2 separate regions of the Homo sapiens genome follow, and region 2 is linked to region 1. Evidence: chromatin loops called from intact Hi-C (ENCODE). Cell type or tissue: Panc1. All regions are shown on one strand. Links, peaks and the distances in the headings refer to the core of each region. The heading gives the core; the rest is flanking DNA. Region 1 has its middle 230 kb from the start of LIPI. Region 2 overlaps LOC105377134 (a long non-coding RNA gene).

Region 1 (10,261 bases), core at 2,262-10,261:
TCTTAAAGGTACTATGGGGATAGAGCACTGAAATAACAATAATGCATTTTTTAAACAAATTAATTCCTTGATTTTCAAACAAACTGAAGCCAAAGGAAACTCATGATTCAAATGAATACATACGGCTCATTTTATTCAATATTTATACTTACAGAATATATGCAAATAAGACTTTCCAATGATTAATATTAGTATTTAAGACTGATAAACTTTTGAATGGGCAGTTAAAGGTTATCTTCTACTATTTTCTAACTTCAGAAATGCTTTTGTTTGAAAGGTGGGAGATAAAGTTTCAAGGAGATTAAGTCCCAATATTCCTATATTAAATCTCTCAGCTTGTGCAGGCAGGGCAGGTAAACATGTAGTTTTTAAGGATAGAAGCGTCCTGAGAGATAGTAGAATATGTCTGCTACATAACAGGTACTCAGGTTATGTTTGATGAATAAATGGAATGAAAGAATGGATAAATACAGTTGGGGAGATCGATATTTTTAAATAAACTCCTATAAAGCAATATTTTTGCAATAGTATTTATATATTATTTTTATTTTTAAAGAATACAATTAAAATGAAATTATTAATCTATCATTGTTTGCATAAATTGAATGAATATATAAGAAAAACATATGTACATAATAAAATATATAGGTAATAAAATCTGGAAACAGATAAAAACATTCCCTTTTTACTTCTGAAGAGGCTAAAAGTTCAAAGAAGATAACAATACACACAATAATGATAAAAATAGAAAGTGAGAAATTATTTTTAATAATGTAAGATTCATATTCCTCTCTTCCTGAGGATTATTCCTTTATTAATAAACTTTACTAGAAGTTTTGTACATGCTCACTGCAGCAATCACAGATAAGAAAAAGGAAAAGAACTTTACTTAAAATACAAATGCTCAGAAATTACAAATTTTATATTTTGTACATATTTTTTGCTAAAACAAGACCATAGTATGTTTGTGTGTATGTATAATTTAATTGATTTTTTTCCTCACTAGCTATAACAAAATACATTTTCGCACATCAATATACTTCTGTATCTATTGCCACCTTCAATGGTCACATATTATTCCATCTTATGGATGCAACTGAAATTTATTTATAGGATCCATTCTATGGGTTCTTTTTAAAATAAGTGCTGTGAAAAATAAAGTGCATGTATCTTTATTTACTAAGGGTGTTTTAGTATAATGGAATTGATGGGTAAAGGGCATACATATTTTTTAAATGTAGTACTTACCACCAAATTACCTATTTGAAAAGTAATCAGCAACTTAAACTTTAAACAGGAGTATAAAACATCCTCACAAATATTGTGGATAGAAAACTGTTTCATTCCTCTTTTAATTTAAATTCTTATACCAGAAATGCGAAGGACTTTTTGCTATGTACACAAATAACTTGCAGATCTGGAAAAAAGTACTTTGCCCAATTTTAAAGTTTTTGATGATTAGATTTGAAAGAATTCCCTGTAAAATGAAAATGTACTTTTCATCTAATGTGTATATATACATACAACTTTTCATCTAATGTGTATATATAACTGATATATATATAACAGATTATATCTGTAATAATATATATGGTATATGTATCAGCAATATATATATCATATGATATATAATAAACAATATAGGCTGGGGACGGTAGCTCATGCCTGTAATCCAAGCACTTTGGGAAGCCGAGGCAGGCAGATCACTTGAGCTCAGGAGTTCAAGACCAGCCTGGCCAACATGGTGAAACCCCTCTCTACTAAAAATAGAAAAATTAGCCAGGCATGCTGGCACCTGCCTGTAACCCCAGCTACTTGGGAGGCTGAGCGAGGAGAATTGCTTGAACCCGGGAGGCAGCGGTTGCAGTGAGCCAAGATTGTGCCATTGGACACCAGCCTGGGCAAAGAAGTGAGACTCTGACTCAAAAAAAAAAAAAAAAAAAAAAGAAGAAAAAGAATATAATGAATTCCCTCTAAAATGAAAACACACTTTTCATCTGAATATATATATATAATATAGTTAATATTTTTCAAGTAAGCTCTCTTTTGTTATTTTTTTTCTGAAACACAGGCAGTTTTAATTTTTAGTTTGCTAAATCAACCTTCAGAATGCCTGCTTATGAGGTCATTCTTAGGAAGGCTTTTGTCAACATAAAGTGTACCTGTAAAATAAGCGTTTGTGTTTTCTTCCGGTACTTTACTCATTTTCATATGTAAAAATTTCAATCTGTATTCCATCAGGAACTCATGTTTGTGACATAAAATTTCATTAGTTTTCTTCAAACAGCAGACATTTTTTCGTTAATAATTCATCCTTTCGTACTCATTAATCCTTACGTATATCTTACATAATTTCAGTGTTTCTGGGTTGCCTATTCTGTTCTATGCGTTTGTCTTTTCAGCTGTTAGTAAACAATTAATTGTAGAAATTAATAGCACATTTTGATATCTAGAGGAGCAAGTGTTTTTTCACTCCATTATGAAATTTTTTAAAATGTCATCACAATAGCGAAAGACAGGAGGTGTAATACAAAAATCTTAAAACCTTGATATTTTCATTCGGTCTATGTAAAACTGATTAACACAGAAAGAGCTCACATTTTGAGGAAAATGTGCCTTCCCATTCAAGAACACAGAAGCCACCTCCCACTTCCAAGTTTCTCTCTAAGAACCTTCAGTAAAGAACCTACCTACACAGGGGGATACGGATGTAAAACGGACAGTTTTATCTGAGAACTTTTCGCCTACTGAAAATAACTCACGGTATTTTTGACAGGGGAATGAGTTCTCTCATTAGGCACCTCCTATAATGTATATAAACCATGTTTTAAACGTGTACGTTAAAATTAACAACACTATATGCTTAACTTTGTGAGTTAAATCACTCAAATTCTCCACCAACTGCTCCAGCCAGGGAATTATGAGGGATGGAAAACAGCTGAGGGTCCGTTTGGCTCCGCCGCTCAGAGGGTGCCCGGCGACCTCCAAGGCCCCCGTCCCAGGGGCTGCCGGAAAGCCGGACCTGGGGACCCCCTGCCACCCCGGGCTGAGCCCCCGCTACCTGTGCTGCTTGTCCAGGGCGTCCAGGTCTCCGCTCCTGCGCGCCAGACAGCGCTCCATCTCCGCGGCGTCGCCCTTGACAGCTGCCTTGTGGATCTTCTGCAGTTCCGAGTACCGGATTCGGTACCCGGAACCCGTGTACAGGTGGTCTATGGTGCCCAGGACCGTCTGGCCCCTGTGGCTCCTGAAGCCGAACAACTTCATGGTGGTGACTTCTCAGACTCCCAACCAACTGCTCTTGAGAGGAGGCAGCTCCCTGTCACCTTTTCACCTCCCCGCCCCTGCCCCCGCCGACCCAGCCCCAAATCCCCTATCCAACCCCAAATCCGCAATCCAACCCCCAATCGGCGATCCCAAATCTATTATCTAATCCAAAATCCGCGATCCAGCCCGGTCCACCACAGCCTTCAGCAGCGACACTCGCAGCCTCCGACCTCTCAGACCGAGTGAGCCTCGCAAAGCCTTTGGGCGCGCGCCTGCACCGCGGTGGCCGCCCGGCTCCCGGAAGTCGCTCGGAGGCGGCACGCACTGGCAGGTGGGGCTGCAGCTGCGAGAGGGGGCGGGCCTGGGAACCACCGCGGGTGTGCGGGCCTTGCCATTCTCAAGATTCCTGCGGAAACGCTGTGCGCTGGCTGCGCTCCAGGAGCAGGAGCAGGAGGAGGTCGCCCTCTAGAGTCTGGAGTCTGGGGAGAGGAGGAAGGCTCCTTCTTTGTAGGCCACTGGTGTTGCTGAAACCTCTGCCGCCACCTGCAGGGCACCCCCTGATAGCGCCCCTAACCCGCCGCCAGCTATTGGACCCGGGATGGCGCCCCTAACACCCTCCCCTCGCCGCTGCAGTGTAGAAACCCAATAGCGTCCCGAACCCGTCCCCGCCTCAGACGTTGCAGCACCAGATAACTCCCCCAACCTGCCCCCTGCCGTGGGCCATGCAGCCACGGATTGGACCCCCAACCAACTCCCTCGCCGCTGGCAGTGACGCCCCAGAAAGCGCTGCAACCTGATCCCCGCCGTGAATAGTGCAGCCACGGATCCTTAAGGCCCCCAACCCGCTCCCCACGATGGGCAGTGCCCTCCCAGATAGCGGATAGCACTCCCAACCATCCCCCAGCCGCGGGGTATGATGCCCTGGATAGCGCACCCAACCCGCACCCCCCGCCCCGTGGACAGCTTAGCCCCCGACAGCTCCCCTAACCCGTATGCCACTACCGAGAATATGGTCCCGATAGCGCACCAAACCTGACTCCCGCCACAGGCAGTGCAGCAGCTGATAGCTCCCCTAACTCGCTCCCACTGACCACAGTACAGCCCCCTAATGATGCACACAACCCACCACACCTCCCCACCTGCCACCGGTGGGGTATCGCCCCCAAACTGCCCCTTGCCGCTGGCAGTGTAGCCCCCAATAGCGCACCCAACGCCCCCCTCTATCATGAGTAGTCTGGCCCGCGATAGGGCCTGAAACCACCCCCTCCAATCACCTCCCTGTACCCCCCTTTCCCGCCCCCCCCCCACCTGCAGTGTACCACCGGATACTGCCCCTAACCTATCCCCTGCGGGGGGCATTGCAGCCCCAGATAGCGCCCCCAACAAGTCCCCCGCCGCGGGCGGTGCAGCCCCCAAACCACCCCCCCACCCCACTATGGGCAATGAAGCCAGACCAGTCAGCACCCCGACCAGTCCCCCCACCCCGGCGCCGCCGGCAGTGTAACCACAGTAGCGGCCCTAACCCGCCCCCTGTCGCGGGCAGTGTAGCACCCAATAGGGCCCCCAACCAGCCCTACTGCTGCTGGCAGTACAGCCCAGGATAGTGCCCCCAACCTGCCCCCCCCCCCCCCCGCTGCTGCAGGCAGCGCAGCCCGGGATAGCACACCTAAAGTAGTGACGCCCGGAATAACACCCCTACCGGCCCCCGGCCGCGGGCAATGTAGCCCCGGATAGCGCACCTACCCAATCGCCTTTCTACGCTCTGGCCGGCTGCAGTGTCCGCTGCTGCCACCCACAGCAGCGAGGCGAGCCAGCGAGGCCAGCCGCAGTCCCACAGACTCTAGCCTCCAGCCTGTGGTAGGTGCCTCCTCTTTCCCTTCCTGTATCCAGGCAAGGAGCAGCTCTCGCTGCCAGCCGCCTGTCTCCATCACCGCCACACACTATGCAGAGGCAAGCCCTGGTGCCACAGGATCCAGCCTCCAGCCCCAGCGTGTGGCGGGGGACTCCGCTTTCGCCTTCTTTAAGGTGCGAACGGAGGGGTTGGGAACGCTGAGGCACAACAGCCTGCAATGGCGCAACTCCCCCTTAGCATGCTTTATATACTGAGGTTATGCAAGCCAGGTTCCTGGACTTCATGTTCTGATTGGATGAGAGAAAACCGCTAGGCCTGCTAGTTGGGGGCACTATCCCAGACTGTATTGCCGGCAGCAGTGAGGTGGGTTAAGGGTGCTATCCAGGGCTGCACTGCTCGGGGGTGCGGGTGGGGGGGGTTTGGGTTTAGGCACTATGGGGTGCTGCAATGCCCACGGTGCAGGAAGAGGGGGAAGTTTGGGTGTGTTGGGTGCGCTATGGGGTGGGGGGGCTACACTGCTGGTGGCAGGGGGCGGGGTTGGTTGGGGACCATATCAGGGGCTGCACTGATTGCTTTAGCTAGGATTTCCAATACTATGTTAAGTAACAGTGGTGACAGTGGGCATCCTTATCATGTTCCAGATCTTAGAGGAAAAGCTTTCCATTTTCCCCCATTCCATATGATTCTAGCTGTGAGTCTCTCTCTTGTGGTTTTTATTATGTTGCAGTTATGTTTCTTCTGTACTTGGTTTTTTGAGGATTTATAACATGAAGGAATGCTGAATTTCATCAAATGCTTTTTCAGTTTCAGTTGACATAATCATACTGTTTTGTCGTTTATTTGGTTGATATGATGTATCACATTGAGTGTTGAATGACCCTTGCATCCCAGGGATACATCCTACTTGATCCTGATGAATTATCTTTTTAATGTATTGCTGAATTTGATTTGCTGGTATTTTGTTGAGGATGTTTGCACCAATATTAGAGATACTGGCCTGTAGTTTCCTTCTTTGATGTCTTTGTCTGATTTTGGTATGAGGGTAATAATGGCCCCACAGAATAAGTTTGGAAGTATTCCCTGCTGTTTTTCAAAATAGTTTGAGTAGGATTGGTACTAGGTCTGTAAATGTGTGGTGTGAAACCATCAGCAGTGAAGCCATTGGTTCCTGGGCTTTTTTTTACTGGGAGACTTTTTCTGATGGCTTCGATCTCATTACTTGTTACCGATCTGTTCTGGTCTTGGATGTTTTCACTGTTCAAACTAGGTAGGTTGTATGCGTCTAGGATTTCTACTAGGCTTTCTAATTTATTGGCATATAATAGCCAGTTAAGATCCTTTGAATTTCTGAAGTATCAGTTGTAATGTCTCCTATTTTATTTTTTGATTTTATTTATTTGAATCTTCTCTCTTTTTTCTTAGGCAGCCTGGCTAAAAGTTTGTCAGTTTTGTGTAGCTTTCCAGAAAACCAACTTTTTGTTTAATTTTGTGTATTTTTTTAATTTCAACTTTATTTCTGCTATGATCTTTATTATTTCTTTTCTTATTTTGGGTTTAGTTTGTTCTTACTTTACTAGTTCTTTAAGATGTATGGTTTATTTGAAGTTTTTCTTCTGTTTGGATGGTAGGCACTTATAGCTATGAAACTCTGCCTTTGTACTGTTTTTGGCATATCATAAGTTTTGGTATATTGTGTCTTCATTACCATTTGTTTCATGAAATTTTTCAATTTCCATCTTATATCTTCATTGACCCACTAGTCATTCATTCAGGAGTGTATTATTTAACTTCCATGTGACTGTATGGTTTCCAAAATTCTTCTTCTTATTGATACCTAGTTTTATTCTTTTGTAGTCAAAGAAGATGGCCATGGAGACAGCAGCGTGGTCGGAGTGGTAGCAGGCAGCCATCAGCAAGAGCTGCTCCGTGCCAGGCTGCTGGAGGCTAGAGCCTGTGGCCCAGTGGCTTGCCTCACTGTGGTTGGTGGTGGTGGTGACAGAGACTGCAGCATGACCAGAGTGATAGGATAGGGGCCATCGGGGCTGCACTTTTCACACTGTGGGGTGGGTTGGGGGCACTATCTAGGGTGTCACTGCCTGCACTGGGGGTACTGGTTGGTAGCATTATATGGGGCTGCACTGCCCATGGTGGGGACCATGTTATGGGTGCTCTCTGGGACTGCAATTCCCATAGAGGAGGACAGGTTAGGGCACTATCGGGTATACGCTGCTGGTGGCGTTGGGGGAGTGGAGGTGGGGGGCGCTATTGAGGGCAGGATTAGCCATGGAGGGGGGCAAGTTGGGTACTGTTGGGGGCTGCACTGCTGGTGACGGTCAGCAGAGTTGGCAGTGACAGTGGTGGCATCCAAGGAAGGAGCGGTTCTCCTCTCCCTGGACTCCACACTCCAGAGGGCAACCTACTCTTGCTCATACTGGAGCGTGGCAGACACACAGTGTTTCTGTGGAAATCCTGAGCATGGCAGAGCCCCCATACCCACCGTGGTTCCTGGGCCCATGCACTCTGAGTCTGTGCCACAGAGACTGCCTGGCACCCCCCAGTATGGAGTAGCAGACACCACTGAGGACAGGGCCCTGTATGTGGAGGCATCCGGAACAGGAAGTGGCACCTGGGTGCAGAGGGTTGGCTGGGTCTGAGTTTCTGCTGCTCCTGCTTCCCGAGGAGTGCAGCCCAGGTGGGCCCAGCAGTTCCTGTGGAGTGAGGAGCCAGGCACTGTGGTGTCTCCAGCACCCACCCCAGGTCCCGGTTTCTGGCCAGCTTGGGCCAAAAGGAGAGGCTGGACTTTGAAGGGTGGCTGTGAGTGCCTTCACTGAAACTGGCCCCTGCCACCCAGTGGCTGGCATGACAAAGTGAGGCTCTGACGCTACCACCCCTTGCATCTTCCTCTAGGATTTTCTGGCTTTGCCCTCCCAGCTGCTCCGTGCCAGGAGGAGGAGGAGACACCTGGAGCCTGCAACACCACAGCTCGCTTCTCTGTGGGCTGGTGGTGGCAATGCAGACTGCAGCATCCTGGAGCAGTAGGAGGGCAGGCGGCTGCGGCCAGGGTGGGGGCAGGCCTACAGCAGTGGCCAGGTTGCAGCAGTGGCCAGGTGGTAGGAGCCTTGTAGGGAGGGCCGATGCATTCACAATGGGCCTGGCTATGCCCTGCCCGTGCTGTGGACCTGGCCCTGTACTGCCCTGCCCAGCCTTGCCCTGGACCTGCCCTACCATTACCTGGACTGTCTCAGCCCTGCTCTGCTCTGGTCCCACCCTGGCCCTGTCTTGGCCCTGTGCTACCCTGTCCCTGCTCTGGTCCTGCCCTTGCACTTGCCCTTCCCTGGCTCAGGCCCTGGCTCCATCTCTGCCCTGGACCTTCCCTGAATCTGTGCTGACCCAGCTTTGGCTCTGGCCCTGCCTCCTGTCCTGACCCTGGCCCTGCCATGGCACTGGCCCTGCCAATGGTCATGGTCCTGGTCCTGTCCTGGCCCTGATTTGTCCCAGCCCTGCCTTGGCCTGTCCCTGCCCTGGCCCCACCATGGCCCTGCCTGTTCTGCCCTCTCCTGGCACTGACCTTGCCCTGTCATGGCCCGGCGGTGCCATTGCCCTGCCTTACACTGCCCTGGTTGTGCCCTGGCCCTGCCTGACGCTGGCCGCTCCCTGGACCTGCCCTGACCTTGCCGTGGCTTTTGCCCTGCCCTCGCTATGGCCTGGCTCTGGTCCTGTCCTGGCCCAGCCTCCTGGCCCTGATCCTGGTCCTGCCATATCCCTGGCTCTGCCCTTATCCAGGTCCTGCCCTTGCCTGTGCCCTGGCCCTGGCCTGGAACCTGATCCTGCCAAGGACCTGCCCTGACTCTGCCATGGCCCTGGCCCTGCTCTGCCTTGCTCCTGGCCCTGACCCAGACCCTTTCCTGGTTCTGTCCTGGCCCTGGCCTTTCCCTGGCCCTGAGCTGGCAGTAGTCTGCCCCTGGTCTTGGCACCAACCTGCCCTGCCGTGCTCTGGCTGTGTCATCACCCTGCCCTGGCCCTGCCCTCACCCTACTCTGGCTTTGACCCTGCCCTGGCCCTACCTTGGCTCTCACCCTCGTCTTGGCTACGGCCTGCTCTGGACCTGGCCCTAGCCCAGACCTGGCCCTGACCCTGGCCTTTGTCCTGCCATATCCCTGGCCCTGGCCCTGGCCCTGGCCCTGAAGTGACTAGACCCTGTTTTGGCCTGTCCCTGCTCTGCCCCTACCATTGCCTTGCCCTGTTCTGCCTTGTCCTGGCACTGACCCGGCCATGCCATTGCCCTGCCTTACCCTGCCTTGGCCGTGCCCTGGCTCGGTTCTGGCCCCAGCCCCGCCCTGAACATGCCCTGACACTGCCTCAGCTTTGGCACCAGCCTGGCTCTGCCTTGGCATTGGCCCTGCTCTCTCTATGGACCGGCTCTGGTCCTGTCCTGCACTGGCCATACCATGCCTTGCCCTGACTCAGCCCTGACTCAGCCCTGGCTCAGCTCTGGCCTTGGTGTTGCCCATGGTCCTGCCGTGTTTCTTGCCCTGTCCCTACCCTGGCCCTGGCCCTGACCCTTACCCTGGTCTGGCCCTGCTCGTGCCCTAACGCAGACCCTGGACCTGTCCTGGCCCTGGCCCTTCCTGGCTTGAGACCTTACCCTGGTTCTGCCCTGGCCCTGACCCTGTCCTGACCCTGAAATACTGGCCCTACACTGGTCTTGCACTGCTCTGGTCCTTGCCCTGACTCTGGCCCTGTCACTATCCTAGCCCCAGCCCTGTCGCTGGTCTTACCATGGCCCAGACCCTGCCTTGGCCCTACCCTGACCCTGTCCTGGACTCTGGCTGTGCCAAGAACCTGAACTGTCCTTGCCCTTCTTTTGCTCCTGCCCTGAACCTGGTCCTGCCCAGGCCATGGCCATGGCCCTGTCCCTGCCCTGGTCTTGGCACTGGCCTGGCCCTGCCTTGGCCCTATGCTTTCATGGACCTGTCCTGCGTGCCCTGGCCCTGCCTTGGCCCTAGCCTGGCTTTGACCCTGCCCTGGCCCTACCTTGGCCTTCACCCTAGCCTTGCCTGAGCCCTGTCTTGTACCTGGCTATAGCACAGACCTGGCTGTGGCCCTGGCCCTGCCGTGGCCCTGTCCCAGACCCTGGCCCTGCCA
Region 2 (9,989 bases), core at 1-8,000, 82 kb after region 1:
ACCACCACCAGCCACAGTGAGGCAAGCCACTGGGCCGCAGGCTCTAGCCTCCAGCAGCTGGGCAGGGAGCAGCTCTTGCTGATGGCGGCCTGCTACCACTCCAACCACGCTGCTGTCTCCATGGCCATCTTCTTTGACTACAAAAGAATAAAACTAGGTATCAATAAGAAGAGTAATTTTGGAAACCATACAGTCACATGGAAGTTAAACAGTACGCTCCTGAATGAATGACTAGTCTTAGTATCAATGAAGATACTAAGATGGAAATTGAAAAATTTCATGAAACAAATGGTAATGAAGACACAATATACCAAAACTTATGATATGCCAAAAACAGTACAAAGGAAGAGATTCATAGCTGTAAGTGCCTACCATCCAAACAGAAGAAAAACTTCAAATAAACCATACATCTTAAAGAACTAGTAAAGTAAGAACAAACTAAACCCAAAATAAGAAAAGAAATAATAAAGATCATAGCAGAAATAAAATTGAAGTTAAAAAAATACACAATATTAAACAAAAAGTTGGTTTTCTGGAAAGCTACACAAAACTGACAAACTTTTAGCCAGGCTGACTAAGAAGAAAGAGAGAAGATTCAAATAAATAAAATCAAAAAATAAAATAGGAGACATTACAACTGATACTTCAGAAATTCAAAGGATCTTAACTGGCTATTATATGCCAATAAATTGGAAAGCCTAGTAGAAATCCTAGACGCATACAACCTACCTAGTTTGAACAGTGAAAACATCCAAGACCAGAACAGATTGGTAACAAGTAATGAGATCGAAACCATCAGAAAAAGTCTCCCAGTAAAGAAAATCCAGGAACTGATGGCTTCACTGCTGATGGCTTCACACCACACATTTACAGACCTAGTACCAATCCTACTCAAACTATTTTGAAAAACAGCAGGGAATACTTCCAAACTTATTCTGTGGGGCCATTATTACCCTCATACCAAAATCAGACAAAGACATCAAAGAAGGAAACTACAGGCCAGTATCTCTAATATTGGTGCAAAAATCCTCAACAAAATACCAGCAAATCAAATTCAGCAATACATTAAAAAGATAATTCATCAGGATCAAGTGGGATGTATCCCTGGGATGCAAGGGTCATTCAACACTCAATGTGATACATCATATCAACCAAATAAACGACAAAACAGTATGATTATGTCAACTGAAACTGAAAAAGCATTTGATGAAATTCAGCATTCCTTCATGTTATAAGTCCTCAAAAAACCAGGTACAGAAGAAACATACTGCAACATAATAAAAACCACATGAGAGAGACTCACAGCTAGAATCATATGGAATGGGGGAAAATGGAAAGCTTTTCCTCTAAGATCTGGAACATGATAAGGATGCCCACTGTCACCACTGTTACGTAACATAGTACTGGAAATCCTAGCTAAAGCAATCAGTGCAGCCCCTGATATGGCCCCCAACCCACCTTGCCCGCTGCCACCAGCAGTGTAGCCCCCCGATAGCGCACCCAGCACACCCAAACTGCCCCCTCTTCCCGCACCATGGGCATTGCAGCACCCCATAGTGCCTAAACCCAAACCCCCCCCCGACCCGCACCCCCGAGCAGTGCAGCCCTGGATAGCACCCTTAACCCACCTCACTGCTGCCGGCAATACAGTCTGGGATAGTGCCCCCAACTAGCAGGCCTAGCGGTTTTCTTTCATCCAATCAGAACATAAAGTCCAGGAACCTGGCTTGCATAACCTCAGTATATAAAGCATGCTAAGGGGGAGTTGCGCCATTGCAGGCTGTTGTACCTCAGCGTTCCCAGCCTCTCAGTTCGCACCTTAGAGAAGGCGAAAGCAGAGTCCCCCGCCACACGCTGGGGGCTGGAGGCTGGATCCTGTGGCACCAGGGCTTGCCTCTGCATAGTGTGTGGTGGTGATGGAGACAGGCGACTGGCAGCGAGAGCTGTTCCTTGCCTGGATACAGGAAGGGAAAGAGGAGGCACCTACCACAGGCTGGAGGCTAGAGTCTGTGGGACTGCGGCTGGCCTCGCTGGCTCGCCTCGCTGCTGTGGGTGGCAGCAGCGGACACTGCAGCCGGCCAGAGCGTAGAAAGGTGATGGGGTAGATGCGCTATCCCGGGCTACATTGCCCGCGGCCGGGGGCTGCTAGGGGTGTTATTCCGGGCGTCACTACTTTAGGTGTGCTATCCCGGGCTGCGCTGCCCGCAGCAGCGGGGGGGGGGGTAGGTTGGGGGCACTATCCTGGGCTGTATTGCCAGCAGCAGTAGGGCTGGTTGGGGGCCCTATTGGGTGCTACACTGCCCGCGACAGGGGGCGGGTTAGGGCCGCTACTGTGGTTACACTGCCGGCGGCGCCGGGGTGGGGGGACTGGTCTGGGTGCTGACTGGTCTGGCTTCATTGCCCATAGTGGGGTGGGGGGTGGTATGGGGGCTGCACCGCCTGCGGCGGGGGGCTTGTTGGGGGCGCTATCTGGGGCTGCAGTGCCCCCCGCAGGGGATAGGTTAGGGGGAGTATCCCGTGATACACTGCAGGTGGAGTGGGGCGGGAAAGGGGGGTACAGGGAGGTGATTGGAGGGGGTGGTTTCAGGCGCTATCGCGGGCCAGACTGCTCATGATAGAGGGGGGCGTTGGGTGCGCTATTGGCTACACTGCCAGCGGCAAGGGACAGTTTGGGGGCGATACCCCTCCAGTGGTGGGTGGGCAGGTGTGATGGGTTGTGGGCACCATTAGGGGGCTGTACTGTGGTCAGTGGGAGCGAGTTAGGGGAGCTATCAGCTGCTGCACTGCCTGTGGCGGGAGTCAGGTTTGGTGCGCTATCGGGACCATATTCTCGGTAGTGGCATACGGGTTAGGGGAGCTGTCGGGGGCTAAGCCGTCCACGGGGGGTGCGGGTTGGGTGCGCTATCCAGGGCATCACACCCCGCAGCTGGGGTATGGTTGGGGGTGCTCTTCGCTATCTGGGACTGCATTGCCCATCGTGGGGAGCGGGTTGGGGGCCTTAAGGATCCGTGGCTGCACTATTCACGGCGGGGATCAGGTTGCAGCGCTTTCTGGGGCGTCGCTGCCCGCGGCAGGGGGGTTGGTTGCGGGTCCAATCCGTGGCTGCATGGCCCACGGCAGGGGGCAGGTTGGGGGAGTTATCTGGTGCTGCAACGTCTGAGGCGGGGACGGGTTGGGGGCGCTGTTGGGTTCTACGCTGCAGCGGCGAGGGGAGGGTGTTAGGGGCGCCATCCCGGGTCCAACAGCTGGCGGCGGGTTAGGGGCGCTATCGGGGTGCCCTGAAGGACACTCTGGTGGCCGCGAAGTGCCCTTGCCAGCACCCGATCTCCCTTCCGAGGAGAAGCAGGGCGGGCCGCAAGGCCAGACAGGCCATCCTCCTCAGGCCGGGCTGGCTGAGCGCGTGCGATTCTGGGGCTGCCCAGGCGAGCCCAGGAGAACCGGCGAGCCCAGCGGCGCCTGCCCGCAGCTGCACCCCCACCTGCCAGCGCGTGCCGCTTCCCAGCGACTTCCGGGAGCCCGGCGGCCACCGCGGTGCAGGCGCGCGCCCAACGGCTTTGCCAGGCTCACTCGGTCTGAGAGGTCGGAGGCTGCGAGTGTCGTTGCTGAAGGCTGTAGTGGACCGGGCTGGATCGCGGATTTTGGAGATCATAGATATCGGATCGCGGATTGGGAGTTGGATCTCGGATTGGGGGTTGGATCGGGGATTTGGGGTTGGATAGGTGATTTGGGGCTGGGTCGGCGGGGGCGGGGGGTGGTAGTGAAAAGGTGACAGGGAGCTGCCCCCTCTCAAGAGCCGGTGATTGGGGGTCTGAGAAGTCACCACCATGAAGTTGTTCGGCTTCGGGAGCCGCAGGGGCCAGATGGTCCTGGACTCCATAGACCACGTCTACACGGCTTCCGGGTACCGAATCCGGCACTCCGAACTGCAGAAGATCCACAAGGCGGCTGTCAAGGGCGACGCCACGGAGGTGGAGCGCTGTCTGGCGCGCAGGAGCGGAGACCTGGACGCCCTGGACAAGCAGCAAAGGTAGCGGGGGCTCAGCCCGGGGTGGGAGGGGGTCCCCAGGCGCGGCTTTCCGGCAGCCCCTGGGACGGGGGCCTTGGAGGTCGCCGGGCACCCTCTGAGCGGCGGAGCCAAACGGACCCTGAGCTGTTTTCCATCCCTTATAATTCCCTGGCTGGAGCAGTTGGTGGAGAATTTGAGTGATTTAACTCACAAATTTAAGCATATACAGTGTTGTTATTTTTAACGTACACGTTTAAAACATGGTATATATACATTATAGGAGGTGCCTGATGAGAGAACTCATTTCCCTCTCAAAAATACCGTGAGTTATTTTCAGTAGGCGAAAAGTTCTCAGATAAAACTGTCCGTTTTACATCCGTATCCCCCTGTGTAGGTAGGTTCTTTACTGAAGGTTCTTAGAGAGAAACTTGGAAGTGGGAGGTGGCTTCTGTGTTCTTGAATGGGAAGGCACATTTTTCCCAACATGTGAGCTCTTTCTGTGTTAATCAGTTTTACATAGACCGAATGAAAATATCAAGGTTTTAAGATTTTTGTATGACACCTGCTGTCTTTCGCTATTGTGATGACATTTTAAAAAATTTCATAATGGAGTGAAAAAACACTTGCTCCTCTAGATAGCAAAATGTGCTATTAATTTCTACAATTAATTGTTTACTAACAGCTGAAAAGACAGATAAACGCATGGAACAGAATAGGCAACCCAGAAACACTAAAATTATGTAAGATATACATAAGGATTGATGAGTAGGAAAGGATGAATTATTAATAAAAAAAGTCTGCTGTTTGAAGAAAACTAATGAAATTTTATGTCACAAACAAAGTTCCTGATGGAATACAGATTGAAATTTTTACATATGCAAATGAGTAAAGTACCAGAAGAAAACACAAACGCTTATTTTGCAGGTACACTTTATGTTGACAAAAGCCTTCCTAAGAATGACCTCATAAGCAGACATTCTGAAGGTTGATTTAGCAAACTAAAAATTAAAACTGCCTGTGTTTCAGAAAAAAAAAACAACAAAAGAGAACTTACTTGAAAAATATTAACTATATTATATATATATTCAAATGAAATGTATGTTTTCATTTTATAGGGAATTCATTATATATATATATATATATATATATATATATATATATATATATATTTTTTTTTTTTTTTTTTTTTTTTTTTTTTTTTTTTTGAGTCAGAGTCTCACTTCTTTGCCCAGGGTGGTGTCCAATGGCACAATCTTGGCTCACTGCAACCTCTGCCTCCCGGGTTCAAGCAATTCTCTTCGCTCAGCCTCCCAAGTAGCTGGGATTACAGGCAGGTGCCAGCATGCCTGGCTAACTTTGGTATTTTTAGTAGAGAGGGGCTTCACCATGTTGGCCAGGCTGGTCTCGAACTCCTGAGCTCAAGTGATCTGCCTGCCTCAGCCTCTCAAAGTGCTGGGATTACAGGCATGAGCTACGGTGCCCGGCCTATATTGTTTATTATGTATCGTATGATATATATATTATTGATACATATACCATATATATTATTACAGATATAATCTGTAATATATATATCAGTTGTATATACACATTAGATGAAAAGTTGTATGTATATATACACATTAGATGAAAAGTACATTTTCATTTTACAGGGAATTCTTTCAAATCTAATCATCAAAAACTCTAAAACTGGGCAAAGTACTTTTTTCCAGATCTACAAGTTACTTGTGTACGTAGGAAAAAGTCCTTCACATTTCTAGTATAAGAATTTAAAATAAAAGAGGAATGAAACAGTTTTCTATCCACAATATTTGTGAGGATGTTTTACACTCCTGCTTAAAGTCTAAGTTGCTGATTACTTTTCAAATAGGTAATTTGGTGGTAAGTACTACATTTAAAAAATATGTATGCCCTTTACCCATCAATTCCATTATACTAAAACACACTTAGGAAATAAAGATACATGCACTTTATTTTTTGCAACACTTATTTTAAAAAGAACCCATAGAATGGATCCTATAAATAAATTTCAGTTGCATCCGTAGGATGGAATAATATGTGACCGTTGAAGGTGGCAATAGATACAGAAGTACATTGATGTGTGAAGATGTATTTTGTTATAGCTAGCGAGGAAAAAAAATCAGTTAAATTATACATACACACAAATATACTATGGTCTTGTTTTAGCAAAAAATATGTACAAAATATAAAATTTGTAATTTCTGAGCAATTGTATTTTAAGTAAAGTTCTTTTCCTTTTTCTTATCTGTGATTGCTGCAGTGAGCGTGTACAAAGCTTCTAGTAAAGTTTATTAATAAAGGAATAATCCTTGGGAAGAGAGGAATATGAATCTTACAATATTAAAAATAATTTCTCGCTTTCTATTTTTATCATTATTTTGTGTATTGTTATCTTCTTTGAACTTTTAGCCTCTTCAGAAGTAAAAAGGGAATGTTTTTATCTGTTTCCAGATTTTATTTTCTGTATATATTATTATGAACATGGTTTTCTTATATATTCACTCAATTTATGCAAACAATGATAGATTAATAATTTCATTTCAATTGTATTCTTTAAAAATAAAAATAATATATAAATACTATTGCAAAAATATTGCTTTATAGGAGTTTATTTAAAAATATCGATCTCCCCAACTGTATTTATCCATTCTTTCATTCCATTTATTCATCAAACATAACCTGAGTACCTGTTATGTAGCAGACATATTCTACTATCTCTCAGGACGCTTCTATCCTTAAAAACTACATGTTTACCTGCCCTGCCTGCACAAGCTGAGAGATTTAATATAGGAATATTGGGACTTAATCTCCTTGAAACTTTATCTCCCACCTTTCAAACAAAAGCATTTCTGAACTTAGAAAATAGTAGAAGATAACCTTTAACTGCTCTTTGAAAAGTTTATCAGTCTTAAATACTAATATTAATCATTGGAAAGTGTTATTTGCATATATTCTGTAAGTATTATAAGTATTGAATAAAATGAGCCATGTGTATTCATTTGAATCATGAGTTTCCTTTGGCTTCAATTTGTTTGAAAATGAAGGAATTAATTTTTTTAAAAAAATGCATTATTGTTATTTCAGTGCTCTTTCCCCATAGTACCTTTAAGAACTAAAATGTATTTAAGTGCCAGTTATATGCCTAGAACTGCCCTAGACCTGCTGAGTATACCATATTCTACTTAATGTAAGGTCTCATGGATTGTGTGATACCCCGCTATTTTATATATCAATAAGATAATTTTTAAAGTGCTACCAATTATAGTTATAATAATATAAGTGGCATTCCAATGTCAGAGGTATTAAAATGTGACCTACTCTTTAAGCCATCCTGCAAAGTAGGTGTAATTGTATCTTTTACCTAATTAAAATGTTTTTGTTAAGTAGTAATAGTAACAATTATAATATCTGGCTGGGTGCAGTGACTCACACCTGTAATCCCAGAACTTTGGGAGGCTGAGGTGAGAGGATTGCTTGATGCCAGGAGTTTGAGACCATCCTGGGCAACAAAGTGAGATTCTTACTCTACAAAAATTTTTAAATAGCTGGGCATGCTGGTGCACATCTGTAGTCCCAGCTACTCAGGAGGCTGGGGATGGAAGATCGCTTGAGCCCAGGAGTTCCAGGCTGCAGTGAGCTATAGTTACATCATTGCACTCCAGCCTGGGCAAAAGAGTGAGACTTGTCTCAAAAACAAAAATCTTACAATTATTGAGTTGTAGGAACTATTCTAAATACATAGCTTCTCATTTAAGCATCACGATGGTGTCCTATGAGATAGCTACTATTGTCATCTTCATTAATGAGGAAGTTGAGGCACAGAAAGGCTAAGAAATAGTTGGTAAGTGACAGGGTTTAAAGTAGGACTCAAACCCTAATTGAACTGAATCCAAAGACTGAGCTCTTTCTATTCAAATAGGCTGCTGTTTTCATTAAGGCAATGAGCAATCAGAGCTAGTAAGTATTGTACTTTCTTCAAAAAAAAAAAATAAGTATTTGTTTTGAAGGCAGAGGAAAAACATGCTATTCATTTTTTACAGTTACATGAATGATTGTATGTTTTGAGATGTTGCACTACAGTTTCCTGAAAAGTCCTCTTACTCTCATAGAACTGCTCTACATTTGGCCTGTGCCAGTGGCCATGTGAAAGTGGTCACTCTCCTGGTTAACAGAAAATGCCAGATTGATATCTGTGACAAAGAAAATAGAACACCTTTGATACAGGTATATTAGAGCCAACTCTTTTAGCATGACATGGATTTGATTTGCATACATAGAATTAAAATAAATTGATCTCATTTACATATAACTAGTTGGTGAAACCTGTGGAATGTGTATTTTGAATTCTTGGAATTTACAATCTATTTCTTGGTCTAATACGGACAGGCTGTCCATTGCCAGGAAGAGGCTTGTGCTGTTATTCTGCTGGAACATAGCGCCAATCCAAACCTTAAGGATATGTACGGCAACACTGCTCTCCATTATGCTGTGTATAGTGAGAGCACCTCACTGGCAGAAAAACTGCTTTTCAATGGTGCAGATATTGAAGCACTGGACAAGGTATAGATCAATCAACTTTCTTCCCAAAATATTTGTTTTAACATTGACATAGGTAAGGGTCATTTTTTTATATTTGGAAGCTCAACCATTCCCTGAATGCAAATGCAAATTATTTTGAAATAATTGTCTAAGATTTTATTTTAAATATTGATACTTTTAAAGGAGCATTAAAGGGTATGGCTTTATAAAATGCACTTTGGAAAATATTTGTGAATTTGTTAAAGGTAAAACTTTTTCAACTTTTTTTCTGTGGAGGGTTATTCTTTCCTCCCCCCCCCCCCCCCAGTTAGTGTAAAACAACACAGGAAAGAAATTATGCCCTGGAAATAGGCTTTATCTTAAAACTCAAACAAAACTAAAGCAACTTACAATAAGTGGATATGTTGCTGCTGCTAATTTTCTGAAAAACCGATGTATCATCTCTCAGTGGCACAAGGCTTAACAGGGGAAAATGGGAAGGGAAAAGGAGAGCAATCAGAAATATGCAGGTCACTTGGAAATTAGGTAATGAGCGAAAATGCCAAGAATAGTTTTTTTTTTTTCTCTTAGTTTGTTGTTCTTCCAGTTTATGCCTAAAACTTAAAGTATAGTAATAATAATAATAATAATAAAAGCACCCCCAAAGCAACCAACCAATCCAAGAAAAAATACGTCTCAGGGTTCTGTTGGTCCTCTTGCATGGGCGGCCCTGCCCCCCTGTTCTGGCCTGGCTCAAGCACCCTCCACCCTACCCCAGCCTGCTGGAAGGAGCTCTGTCTACCAGAGCAGAGGGCTCCCTCTCCCAGGCTCTATCACTCTGGCTCTCTAGCTCTCTCACCCTCTCTCTATTTCTCTTATTTCCCCTCCATCTCATGCTCTTTCTGTCACTCTCTCTCTCTCCTTCCTGTCTCTCTCTATATCGTGGTCTCTCTCCCTCAGTTTCTATCTCTCCATCCTCTTTCCCTTGCTCTCCTTCAAGCTGTATCTTTGTGTATCTGTGTGTGTCTGTGTCTGTGTGCCCGCGCGCATGCACCCATGTGTGTCTGTGGGTGTGGGTTTGCTCGTGGTGGTGGTGAGGTGTGTCTGGCTGTCCATCAGCCTCTCTCTCCTGGGATCAGTCTGCCAGCTCTAGTGGCAGCGCCGGGCAAAGCAGCTCCTCCCACTCACTTGGCCACGGGCCATGTCCTTGTCGGGACAAGCGACGCTGTTAGTGACATTGTGAGAGAAAGGGCTCGTAGGGCTAGGGCGGCTGTTCACCCCTGGGCAGCCCTGGTAGCTCTGGGTGGGTGAGGAAAGAGGGGGCCTTGCAGGTGGGGCGGCAAGGGAACCAAAACAATCCCTCGGGCGGCAAGGAGGAGGACAGGAGGGTATCCCAGGACCGTGGGCCCAGGGCCCTGAGGGCTGGGAGCACAAACTGTCCTGA

Evidence for each region. Peaks named below come from ENCODE experiments on the same cell type or tissue, not always from the same donor. Only the 100,000 strongest peaks of a DNase experiment are listed, where the experiment ranks them.
Region 2: a loop joins it to region 1, with 23 times the contacts of the local background. A loop is called at or near these places in 2 of 110 quality-filtered maps.

The regions. Positions count from the first base shown.
Region 1 is chr21:13,976,641-13,986,901 of GRCh38, forward strand. It overlaps the pseudogene ANKRD20A11P. Among named protein-coding and RNA genes, the nearest start is that of LIPI, 230 kb to the right of the region's middle. In Panc1, for the core only: no CTCF peak of the experiment used is centred there; no DNase peak of the experiment used is centred there.
Region 2 is chr21:14,060,501-14,070,489 of GRCh38, forward strand. The region is part of intron 1 of LOC105377134 (a long non-coding RNA gene); the gene reads left to right. It also overlaps the pseudogene ANKRD20A18P. Among named protein-coding and RNA genes, the nearest start is that of LIPI, 150 kb to the right of the region's middle. In Panc1, for the core only: a CTCF peak has its summit at 3,177; no DNase peak of the experiment used is centred there; H3K4me3 peaks cover 1,772 bases; H3K27ac peaks cover 375 bases.